Regions from separate parts of the Mus musculus genome. Here region 2 is linked to region 1. A link is a loop called in an ENCODE intact Hi-C map of the cell type or tissue named here. Cell type or tissue: heart. All regions are shown on one strand. Each heading gives the region's core, and the rest is flanking DNA. Links, peaks and the distances in the headings are about the cores only.

What was found. Hi-C counts contacts between places; a loop is a spot of excess contacts. Peaks named below come from ENCODE experiments on the same cell type or tissue, not always from the same donor. Only the 100,000 strongest peaks of a DNase experiment are listed, where the experiment ranks them.
Region 2: it touches region 1 in a loop (5-fold over the local background); 8 of 42 quality-filtered maps call a loop at or near these places.

Annotation. Positions count from the first base shown.
Region 1 is chr8:121,922,490-121,928,450 of GRCm38, forward strand. Car5a (carbonic anhydrase 5a, mitochondrial) reads right to left here. Exons shown (of 7, transcript NM_007608.2): 3 at 4,594-4,712; 4 at 1,278-1,373; 5 at 1,066-1,128. Among named protein-coding and RNA genes, the nearest start is that of BC048644, 18 kb to the left of the region's middle. In heart, for the core only: CTCF peaks have their summits at 3,349 (motif pointing left) and 5,046 (motif pointing right); DNase peaks (open chromatin) are centred at 3,342 and 5,019.
Region 2 is chr8:121,871,480-121,877,440 of GRCm38, forward strand. Gm26812 (a long non-coding RNA gene) reads left to right here. Exons shown (of 4, transcript XR_879277.2): 3 at 2,647-2,836. Among named protein-coding and RNA genes, the nearest start is that of Gm26812, 23 kb to the left of the region's middle. In heart, for the core only: a CTCF peak has its summit at 2,718 (motif pointing right); a DNase peak (open chromatin) is centred at 2,722; H3K4me3 peaks cover 402 bases; H3K27ac peaks cover 2,103 bases; H3K27me3 peaks cover 1,242 bases.

The DNA.
Region 1 (5,961 bases), core at 483-5,482:
TTTCCTGCAGGTCAGCTCTCACCATTGTTAAGACAGATGGAAGCCTCCTCTGTCCCCATGTCACCACGTCTAAGGGCCACCTTGCTTCCTTTTATGCCTCAGAATTCTTTGTTGTGGTACTGAATAAATAAACCCATCTCCTTGGAATTTCCATGTTTCCATCAATGTCCCCTCTGGGTTGCTCTTAAAGAAAAGCAACACTGTTACTCTGCCTTTCCCTGGAGACAGGCTAACATACGGAGGTATACAAAGAGTGTCCGGCCACCTTCAGGGAGAACCGGGGGCCCTGCCACTGGCCTATGCGCCCGCCACCCAGGCTGCCCACCCCCCATCCCACCCCACCCCGCTGCCATCTGCTTTGTCCTTGGTCTCAGGCTCCTTTTCGGGTGTGCAGGTGGTGTGCAGGCTCACACGTAGCAGGTAGATATTTCTGTCTGCTTTAACAGACTTTATCACTCCTGGACATTGTGTTTGAGCAGAGCAAGAACCAAGATGGGTCCCAACTCTTCCACAGGCTCCTGGGATTTCCCAGGATTTGGATTTGGCCATCCCAAGGAGTCCAGGATCCTTGTCTCACATGGGGGGTTGGGGGGAGGTCAACTTCTGACCCTCCAGCTTCCAAGTCCTGAGACTGCAGCTGTCTCCCACACATGCAGTTTATGCCGGTGCAGGGGGTTGAACCCAAGGCCTTGTGCATGCACAGTGAGGTCTCCACCAACAAGAGCTACACCTGAGTCCTCTTTCTTGTTTGTTTCTAAAAAGTCTCATTCTGTAATCCCAGGCTAGCCTGGAACTCATTATGTAGCCCAGACTAGCCTTGAACTTTTGGCTACTCTCCTGCCTCGGCCCTCTCAAGGGCTGGAATTACAGACATAGGCCACCAATCTCTATGCTCTATGTCCAAATCCAGCTCGTGGCAAGGGTCTTACTTAGGACCTACTGGCCCTTACCTTCTCTTCCCAGAACCAGAACCCCACAGCCTCTGCCAAACTCTTTGAATTTTCCTGAGTGAGTCGTTGCTCTGGCAACTGGGGTGCCCAACTGTGCTGGTTTCACGATTCTTACCTTGTGTCTTACTTCCGGCAAGACATCCACCAGCTTCTGCAGGGCCTGGTGATGCGCCCCGAGCTGTGTACCACAGACACAGAGTGTTAGCCTGGGCAGCAGACAATGGAAACACACTGTGCTCGCAAGAGGGGCAGTGTGCGAAAGGCCATTGTTGATGACCGGACCCGCCATTCTCAGTGCGAGAGGCGTGGCCGCCCAGCAGACGCTACCTTCAGAAACACGCCGATGACCGCCAGCCCGTTCTCCCCCACGGAGGCTTTCTTGTAATTTTCATATTTCGTGGAATTCCAGTGAACCAGATGGAGCTGAAACAGGGTAGAAAGAGAATGTTAACACAGCGCAGTGCAGCAGAAACAGCAGCCACGCCACTCTCCGTCCGGCACACCCATGGGTCACGCCATTGTCACATGCGTACTCAAAGTGCTGGTGGCCGGAAGAGAGGGAGAAGACTCTTGCTTTACTTTCCCTTCCTGCCGCTGTGACACTACACCCAGACAAAGACAACCGGAAGGAGAAAGGGTTTATTTTAGCTCACGGTTCAAAGGTACCGTTTATTATGGCGGGCAACTCAAGGCAGCAGGAGCCTGAGGCCACTCGTCACATCACGTCCACAGTCAGAAGAGGCAAGCATTGTATGCAAGCTTCCTTTTACCCACTTTCTCCACGTACACAGTCCGGGCCTCCACCAGGGCGTGTTCCCGTCTGCATACACTCCGTAAGGGTTGCGGTGGCTTGAATGAGACTGTCCACCATGAACTTGTGTATTTGAACATTTGGTCTCCAGTAGGGGTGGGGGAGGCACTGTTTAAGGAAGTTTAAGAGGGTGGGCTTGTTGGAGGAAGTGTGCAGTTAAGAATACTGGCCTGGGGGCTGGAGAGATGGCTGAGTGGTTAAGAGCACTGACTGCTCTTCCAGAGGTCCTGAGTTCAATTCCCAGTAACCCCATGGTGGCTCCCAACCATCTGTGATGAGATCTGATGCCCTTTTATGTCACACAGGTGTACGTGCAGATAGAGCACTCAACCATAAAACAAATCTTTAATAACATCAACAACAACAATAATAAAACATTGGCCTGTGTTCAATCCCCAGCAAGTTCAAGAGCATTTCCAAAATGAGAAAAAAATGAAAAATGAAAAAAAAAGAGAGAGAAAAAAAGTGTTTTGAGTTGTCAAGACAGAAGTGAGTAGTTTGATCATCTGTACCGACATGTCACTTGGAACAAGGGTCACCAGATAAGACGCTGGACTGTCAGCACTGAGCAGTTTCTCAGAGAGGTAAGTCCCCGAACATCATACCTGGCGTCTGACCCTGGACTCTGCCCTGTCTTTATTTTGTAACCCTTCTATTTCTTGCATGTAAGGTTGTAGACCTTACATGCCTTGTGAGGCACTGGGGGAATTCACAACGGGAAGAAATAAAGCAGAGTCCTTCATAAGGCAGCAAGAAGGCCTCTGTGTCAGCCAGGGGGCACTCTATCTTCCCACCCAAGGATTTTGTATCTATTTGGAATAAAAATATTACGTCAGTGTTTTTCTTTTTCTTTACAGATTTATTTATTTACTATATTATGTAAATACACTGTAGCTGTCTTCAGACACCCTAGAAGAGGGAATCAGATCTCATTATGGATGGTTGTGAGCCACCATGTGGTTGCTGGGATTTGAACTCAGGACCTTCGAAAGGGCAGTCAGTGCTCTTAACCACTAAGCTACCTCTCCAGCCCCCAGTGTTCTTCTTGAAATGAAATAAATAGCAACAACTATTCAAGTTGGACTCATAGTATGTTAGTGTCTCTGTCTCTCTCTTAAGATTTATTTTATGAGCCTGGCGTGGTGGCGCACGCCTTTGATCCCAGCACTTGGGAGGCAGAGGCAGGCGGATTTCTGAGTTCGAGGCCAGTCTGGTCTACAAAGTGAGTTCCAGGTTAGCCAGGGCTACACAGAGAAACCCTGTCTCGAAAAAACAAACAAAAAGAAAAAAAGAAAAGGAAAAAAAGAAAAAAAAAGATTTATTTTATGTATATCTGAGTCCTCTATGTTAGAGCTGAGGATGGCTACATAGAAGGATGTGCGTGGGTTCCGTGCAAATATGACGGCTTTGTCAGAGGGAGTTCCGGGGCTCCTTGGATACAGCACAGGGCACAAGTTTCCCCTAAGCACAAAAGCTGGGGTAGAGGCATTCTCAATTGTGCCTAACCATGAATCTTCAGGGACCAGGGTCTGCTCACAAGAACTTTGATTGCCACTAGCTGAGGATAGACGCTGTGCGCCCTCTAGTGGCCACACGTATCACTTCCGAATGAACAACAACCACTGGACTCCCATCTGTGGCTTTAGCTAGACTCTGGTTCACGTCTCCAACCAGAGATCGATGAGAGCCAAAATATTGAGTGTACATCCAATTGTTGGGGGTGGAAGGCAGAGGGTGAGAAGAGGAGGGGGCAGAGATGGGAGTGACAAGGTAATTATGGCAATCCGGCAATTTGAGAGCTGAGGTAGTAACCTTATGGTTTATCACCACACGGACGCTCCATTTTTCTTTTTCCTTTTTTCTTTCTTCCTTTCATTTTTTTTCTGTTTTTTTGAGACAGGGTTTCTCTGTATAGCTCTGGCTATCCTGGAACTCACTTTGTAGACCAGGCTGGCCTCGAACTCAGAAATCTGCCTGCCTCTGCTTCCCTAGTGCTGGGATTAAAGGTGTGCACCACCACGCCCGGCTTCCATTTTCCATTCTGTTGGAAAATGTCGGTGATGTCGTGCCCAGAGGTCTCCAGACATCGCCTCAGCTTCTTTGATTTATTTTTGGTGGTCACCTGTGTTAGCATTTCTTCTAGGCTCCGCTCCACAGTTGCCTGGCAGCAGCCAGGTATGCCTGACTCACTATAAAAGAGGCTGTTTTGGGCTGGAGAGATGGCTCAGTGATTAAGAGCACTGACTGCTCTTCCAGAGATCCAGCAACCACACGGTGGCTCACAAACATCTGTAATGGAATCCGATGCTCTCTTCTGGTATGCATGAAGACAGCTACAATGTACTCACATACATAAACTAAATACATAACTCTTTTTAAAAAGGGGGGGCTATTTGTCCCTCCTCTCTCTCACTCTCTTACCCTCTTAATCTCTTACTCTCTTAGCCTCTCTGTCCCTTTTCTCCCCTATCCCCTCCCCCTCTCTCCTCTCTCTCTGCCGTTCTCTGTCTCTACCCCCTCAATTGCCCTCCCCATACCCTAAATAAACTCTATTCATACTATATCCGAGGTACTATTTTCATCGTGTGGCTGGTACCTCAAGGGGAAGGGGGTGTTTCAGCCTGGGCCCACAGAGGCACCCCCTTCCACTTCACCATATAAAGCAGCGATAATTAAGTGGGTTCAGCTGCTTTTGGGCACTTTGTAAGTGTGTGTGTGTGTGTGTGTGTGTGTGTGTGTGTGTGTGTAAGGCGACAGTGAGGTCTAGTCACCCTGTAGTCGGACTGAGATTGAAAGCACCCAATCGTGTGTTGTCTCACAGTGTTTACGAACCTCAGCTGGGTAGGTATGGCCGTCCACTGCGTGCTCTGAGCCCCATTCATCTGTTGCTCCCCAGTGGAAATGAAACTGCTTCAGCCTGTAGTGGTTTCCCAGAGGCCCACCGCTGATCCCTGCAAGCAAGAGAAGAGACACATGAACCTGGACTACTGAGTAGGCCCAGCACTGTCTCCGTGTGTGTGTGTGTGTGTCTGTGTGTGTGTGTGTGTGTGTGTGTGTGTGTCTGTGTGTGTCTGTGTGTATCTGTGTGTGATGGGGGCAACCTTCTACACACACACACACACACACACACACACCCCGATCGCTGTGCTGCAAAACCCAGGGAGGTCCATGAAAGGTGAGCCCGGCCAGGGTATGGCCACCTCAGTCCTAGAGCAGAGCCTACCACAGCAGGTTCACACTAAGGTCTAGGATAGCGGAAGGCCAACTCCGAGCACAGTCACTAGATGGCGGTAAGAACCTCGAGTCTCTACATGTGACTACACAGAGACACAGGATGATTTCTGAGATGTGTGCTAATCCTACAAGGAGTTCCAAAGAGTTTCTTTTCTTCTGAGAAAGCGTCTCATGTGGCTCAAGCTGGCAATGGATTCTGTTTGTAACCAAGGATGGCTTTGAATTTCTGATCCCCTTGACTGTGATGGTCTGTGTATGCTTGGCCCAGGAAGTGGCACTATTAGAAGGTGTGTCCTTGTTGGAGTGAGTGTGTCCTTGTTGGAGTGGGTGTGTCACTGTGGGTATGGACTTTAAAGCCCTCATCCTAACTGCCTGGAAGTCAGTCTTCCACGAGCAGCCTTCAGATGAAGATGTAGAACTCTCAGCTCTGCCTGCACCATGCCTGCCTTGATGAGTATGGACTGAACCTCTGAACCTGTAAGTCAGTCCCAATTAAAGATTGCCCTTAGAAGAGTTGTCTTGGTCATGGTGTCTGTTCACAGCAGTAAAGCCCTAACTAAGAGACTCCCCCACCTCCTGAGCTCTGGGATTACAGGTGTGTGCATCACACCTGGTCATCTGGGTACCCTGCACAGAAACAAATTCAATAGGTCCAGAGTAGTTCTGGGAGCCTGGTTGACGAGGCCCCACGTGGCTAATCACATTTCTACCAGTTGCTGACACATTTCCATCAAAGCCTGCTGGACACTTCAGCATTCATAGAAAGCAGCACCAGGTGCTCCCAGGATGGCCAGGCAAGCCTGAGCTCAGGGCAGAGCTGGGAAGCCTGGTCCATGGTTAGAGATGCCTCCATGCATATAGCATGCTGGGGAACTTAGCCTCGTGTATCAACTTGTTGCAGCTTTCTTTCTGTTTCTGTGACAAACACTTTGGCCAAAAGCAACTTAGAGGAGGAGAGGGTTAATG
Region 2 (5,961 bases), core at 303-5,302, 51 kb before region 1:
ACCTGGACTGGGCCTGCCCCATGTGGGGTTCCGTTTGTTTCTCCTAAGAGGATCATGGACTCTGTACCACACTTTCACTGACAGCCCTCATGCCGGTACACAGCCCACATGTCCTCTCAGAATAAACTTGTCACCATTGGCACAGGGTGGTCTCCCGAGGCTCTCAGAATGTACTGTAGAGCAAAGGCAAGTAGCCAGCGTGGAGAAGAGAGGAAGATATGGGATGGGAGGGAACAGACCCTTCCTTCTCCAGAAGCTATGGGAATGAATGGCCAGGCACACTGAAGAGCCTCGTAGAATGCAGGATGTAAAGGTTTATGATGGGGCTGTTGATCGAAAAAGAGGCCAAGCAGAGAAAAGAGCTGCCACCCCCATTGCTTCCTTGTAGGGAGGTCTCTGCTGACCCTGGGAACACTGGTTTACAAGTGTCCTTTTGGGGGCCCTGGGATCCAGAACTACATGGTCCTCTGCTGAAGATCAGCCACTGCTTGCGGGAGACTCTTCTAACCAATGGTAAATTAGAATGACTCAGCTTGAAGCCATCAGAGGTGGCTGTGGAGATGGGGCTCAGCCCTGCCCACTGGTGTCTGCTCCAGGTCTGAACCAAGTGGAGGGGACAGCAATGTCACCCCACCCCAGAGCAGCTCCTGGAGGGGCTGGGAACCACAACAGCTGCAGCCACCCCAGCAGCAGCTCACGTCCCGGTGTGTACCCTAGGAGAACCTGGCTTGTTGCCAAAGCCACGCAATGGGCCCCAGGAACAGGAGCCCGAGGAACACAGGAGCCGCTGCAAGGGCAGACTGGCTGCAGCGGCAGCAGCTGGGGCACAGGCACGTCTTCCCTGCATTCCACCTTTGCCTAGGCTCTGACTTGGCACAGTGATCTTAGTAACAGAGGCTCCTGGAAGACAGTCTCTTCCCCAAGGCACAGCTGGGCTCAGCGTGAGGCCGCCACTACTGCTCTGACTGTCTTCCAGGAGCCTCTGTTACTGAGAGCTGAGTTTTCCCCAGAGGCTCCCAAGAAATGATCCCTTGGGTCTTCCCCAATGCATACTCCAGGCAGTGTGTGCTAAGCCAGGGAACAATCCCCACCAAACTATCAGGCATTGGGAGCAAGGGGTTTCAGGAAGCACCTAGGGTATGCGGTGGCCTCAGCAGTCAAGGACAGATGGGGTGTGCAGGGGGAAGAGGGAACATCACCCCTCCCCCACCTTGCACAGCAGGTCATCTGGCTATACCCACTTATAGGAGAGGTTTGCAGGGGCAGAGAAACTCACCTGCCCTTCGTAGCCCGGATCCTCTGGGACAGTTATCACCAGAGCCTCCAGGAGTCCCCTCAACATGTTCTGACAGATACCCAGAGGTGGGCAATGTGGGCAGGCGATTCTCAGGTGTTTCAGTGAACTCAGGCGGTGGAAAGCTGCACCCTCAGGCTCTGCAGTCAGGGACGGGAGGAGTCACTGGGAAGAGCAAGGAAGAAGCTCAGGGAGGCATGCCTGTGCAAAGGCCCTGGGGTATATATGTCAGAGCGTGGGATACTCCCATTGCCTAGAGTAGACCATGGAGTGCGGGTGTGTGTGTGTGTGTGTGAGTGTGCACGCTCTCGGGGCTCAGCGTGGGTTGGAGAAGTGGGTGGGGGAGTTATGCAAAGGCTCAGAGCACCCAGAGACCGGATCGTAATCGGTGAAGCAATAAGTCCCAGCGCCTTGGTGAATTAACCCAAGTCCTGGAAAGAAATGGTGACCGTATGAGGCCCGTGTCCAGGACATGGACATTTCTTCTCTTTGAGGGTGACAGCCACCAGCTCTCTCTGGCTCCCATTGCAGGGACCTCAGGAACTCTTAGTTCCCACCCTCCTAGCTCTGACTGCCTGGACCTGCTGGGTTGTTCTGGGTCTGCCAGTCCAGAAAACCAAACTCCTGCCTTCCCTCCCAGTTCTGGAAAGTCCGACAACTACATCCCGGGTCCCACAGGCCCCCGTCCCCACCTGTCTTGTGAGCCATGTTAGCTTTCTGGTTTTTTTTTTTTTTTTTTGGCTAGAGGCTCCTGGGATGGTCTGTGCAGCCAGCCCTTCTCTCAGCTCACAGCGGGACTTGAGGTCTCAGCTCCACTCCGACTTGTCGGACACCTTTTCTCAATGATGTCTGACCTCCCTTAAACGGAGCTTGTCTGACACCCATACACTCAGTGCTTGTTCCTAGGTGGACTCCAGGCCATGCCACCCCAGGGGCCTTTATAGTTTGTGCCATATGCAGATATACCTACTCAGCGTTCCAAGTGATTCAAGGCTGGGGGTGGTGGCTTATGCCTAAAAGCTCAGTGATGAGAGGCTAGGTAGGAAGAACTCTGGGAGTCTGTGACTTGCAGGTTAGCCTGGGCTAGAATGAAACCCCGCCTCCATCTTTACCCGCCAAATCACAATTCATTAAAACCACATGGCCACACTCTTTGACAACTATGACAAACCCTAACAGGCACAACACACCCCACTTTTCAGTCACATAGGCTCTTTCTCCCTCAGCCTCTCTGGGCCTCAGTTTCTCCATCTGTAAAAACTGAAGGGCCGGCCATGAGTCCATCTCTGCTTCTGATTCAGGAAGCCTAAGGCTACGTCCGCACCTCACCTAGATCCCGGTCTTGTTCACAGGCTCTGATCTGAGTGAGTTCAGAGAAGCTTGTCACCTATCACGGCTCTGATTCTACCACTGTGAGGACAGCAGGGGGCAGCTGGAGCCTGCAGATGTGGAGCAGCGATGGGCCTCTAACATCTGCTCCTGGCCAAGTCTTTCCATTGCTTCCCACGAGAGGCCCCATCATGACGGGAGAGGCTTGGATCAGTGAGTTTGGGTTCAATGACTTAGAATCCGGGCTTGCTGGCACTCTGAAGCATCTATATTCCCTTGGGGCTTGTGCTGGAGGTCCCATCTCTGAGGAAGAGGAACAGTGGGGGTGGAGCAGGACCCATCTTCCTGCTAGCCCAGGATCTGAAGGCCAAGGCCCATGTTCCTGGGGTGGTGGGAGAGTCCACTGTGTCTCCTCTAATGATCCAAGGTCAAAGTCAGACATTTGCATGGGGAAAGGTTCCTGGGGCTTTTAGGACAAATGGGGAAAGCACAGTGAACTTGGATAAAGGAGGCAGACAGGCACGCGCGCGCACACACACGCGCGCGCGCGCACACACACACACACACACACACACACACACACACACACACGCACACGCACACGCACACACACACACACAGAGGAAAGCTGCATAGTGACCATACATGACCCACACACACAATGCAGGGCGTCTTTGACCCAACTACTGCTCCAGGCCCCTGTGGAGCGAGCAGACTTCTCTGAAGCTCTGTTAAAACACGTCGTTTTAGGGTACAAGTGAATAGCGGCATTATTCAAATTCAAGGGGGCCAGGTCTGCTGGTTCAGGCCTGCCGTGGCAGTTACTCAGAGCAGAGGCAGGTTATAAATTCAAAGCCTGCCTGGGCAACAGATTTCAAGCCCACTCTGGGCAATTTAGTGAGGCTCTGTCTCCAAAGAAAAAAGGAGAAAAAAAAAATCAAAGAGAAATGGAATCTTCCTGCCTACACCCTGGGATATGAGTTCCCTTCCGGCAAGTCCTAATTTTGGCATGAGATACTCCAGACATACAGGAAAACAACGCTCCCACACTCAAACTCCCTCTCCATAAAAGCAGCATGCTGTCCTTTCACAACAGAGTTTGTGGTCCAGAGGGCAGATCACATTGATCTTACAGCTCTGCAGATATCCCACACATACACCCACACACACACACACAAGCTGCCCCCGTGGAGAGCACAAAACAGCTGGTCATTTCTAGACTACACAAGGTGGTGACTGAGCATCTGGATCCTTGCTCTGGTTAGTGTTAGGATACTTTGTATCCTCTGTATTTATAGCTGAGCTGTCTTCCAACACATGGGAAGCCCAGGATCCTGGACAGATTTCACTGGTGATGGCACAAGACGGAACTGCCTTTGTGTCTCTTGCTTCTTCCAGAGGGTGAGCCCGTCCAGCCCGAGTCCCTGGACCCTGGACACTGCAGGCTGTGAACTTCTCAGATGACCGACTTTCCCCATCTGAGTAGCAGCCCTGCTTGTTGAGCTCACTGTACGGTGATCAGGGTTTATCTTCATACAGTAACGATAAGAAAGGAAGCCAAGGCCATGTGCAGCTTCTCTATATCAGACATCCTGAGGAAGGGTGTTGGACAGTCAAGGAGTACATTGGGAGAGAGGACTCGTGACCTGAGTCACGGGGAGTGTGTGCCTGAGGCAGCCTAACCAAGTCCATCTTCATTTCAAGCATTCGGTTTTGTGGAACCCCTTCTCCTGACAACTTAGATACCGCCTGGTTATGAACCAAATGGATGGTGGGAAGGGTCTCCATCCCGCTGCTCCCTTGGCTCTGCTGGCAGTAATCACGGGAACTGATGAGAGCTGCCTAACTCCACATTTGTTTGACTGTTGCTTCCCTGTCGGTTTGAGCCCGTCTCTAGCGACAGAAGCGGGTGTAGACACAGAGCAGGAGCCAGTTTAGTGATAGAGATCAGACTCAGTGCTTCCATGTCCCTATGGGGCCTTCAAGGACCAAGTGTTCTTGTCAAAGAGGGCTTGGAGGAAATGTCACAGCAGTAAAGCAGGGGTGGGGGTGGGGGGAGGTGGCCGGTGACCTCAAGGTTGCCCAGAAAAAGCTCAAGGCAGGGTCTCAGAGTTCAGTTGTATGAAACAGGCAAGGCCAAACCTTTTCAAGATGAAGAACCCTAAGGGACATGAGTCCTGGGCCAAGCTGTGTCTTTATCCTGAGGCCCCGCCCAGACTCTGGGATTCCGGGATCTTCTGTGAAATTGGTAGGCTTAACTGGTACCTCTGCAGAGGACAGGGTGGCTTCCTACAGGCCAGCTTCCATGTCAAAAGTGTAGGGGTGGGGTGGGAATCGGGGCCAGACCCTAGCCTTGGCTCACATGCTCCCTGTCAGAAGATGCAAGAGCCATCTAGGGACAATGTCTACAGAGACGCAATGGAGGCCCTGAAGATGGCAAGGAAGGAGGGGATTCTGGAAGCTTCCATCACTCTTTGACTCAGTTAGGATTTGATCTCTAAAGAAACAGGCCGAGACTAGATCTGAAGAGCCACTCACGGGGGCAGGCAGGCGCCAAGGTGTGTGCTTTATAAGACAAGACTTTTAACGAGGCAGCTGCGTTTCTACACGCAGAATTTACAGTTGGGTGATAGGAAAGAACTGGTCCCCAGAAATGAGTAGGGCAGTGTTTGGCACAGCTGCACATAAGTGCACATGGCTGCACCTAAGTGACAGGAGGTGACACTTTATTTTATTTTTGTTTGTTTGTTTGTTTGTTTTGGTTTTTTGAGATAGGGTTTCTCTGAGTAGCCTTGGCTGTCCTGGAACTCACTTTGTAGACCAGGCTGGCCTCGAACTCAGAAATCCACCTGCCTCTGCCTCCCGAGTGCTGGGATTAAAGGTGTGTGCCACCATGCCCGGCTAGAAGATGACACTTTAAAGCTTGAGGACACATAAGAGAGAAGACTGGGGTTTGAGGTACAGCGTGGGGGAGAAGGCTGAGAGCTGGGTTGTGGGGGTGCATCTTGCAGGATGTAGGTATTTAGGACTCTAGGTGTGGATGTGTGGGGTCCCCTCATTGAGTACTTCTTGTCTTGTGTAACATCCAACACAGGGAATGGGCCCGCCCACTGGGAGCTGTGTTTGTCCTGAGGCAGGTGGCATTACCACCCACCAGCTCATTTAGCTGCCACAGGGCTGGCACTTCCTCAGCTGGGATCCAGGGTCAGGCCTCAGAGTGCAGCAGAGATTCTGGTGGGAGAGCTGGGGGCGTTTCCTCCCCGCTACGGAGCTGCGGGAACTTTCAGCTCATGCTTTGATTAAGCTGTAGGAGGAACCAACAGTCCACCCTCCACCCT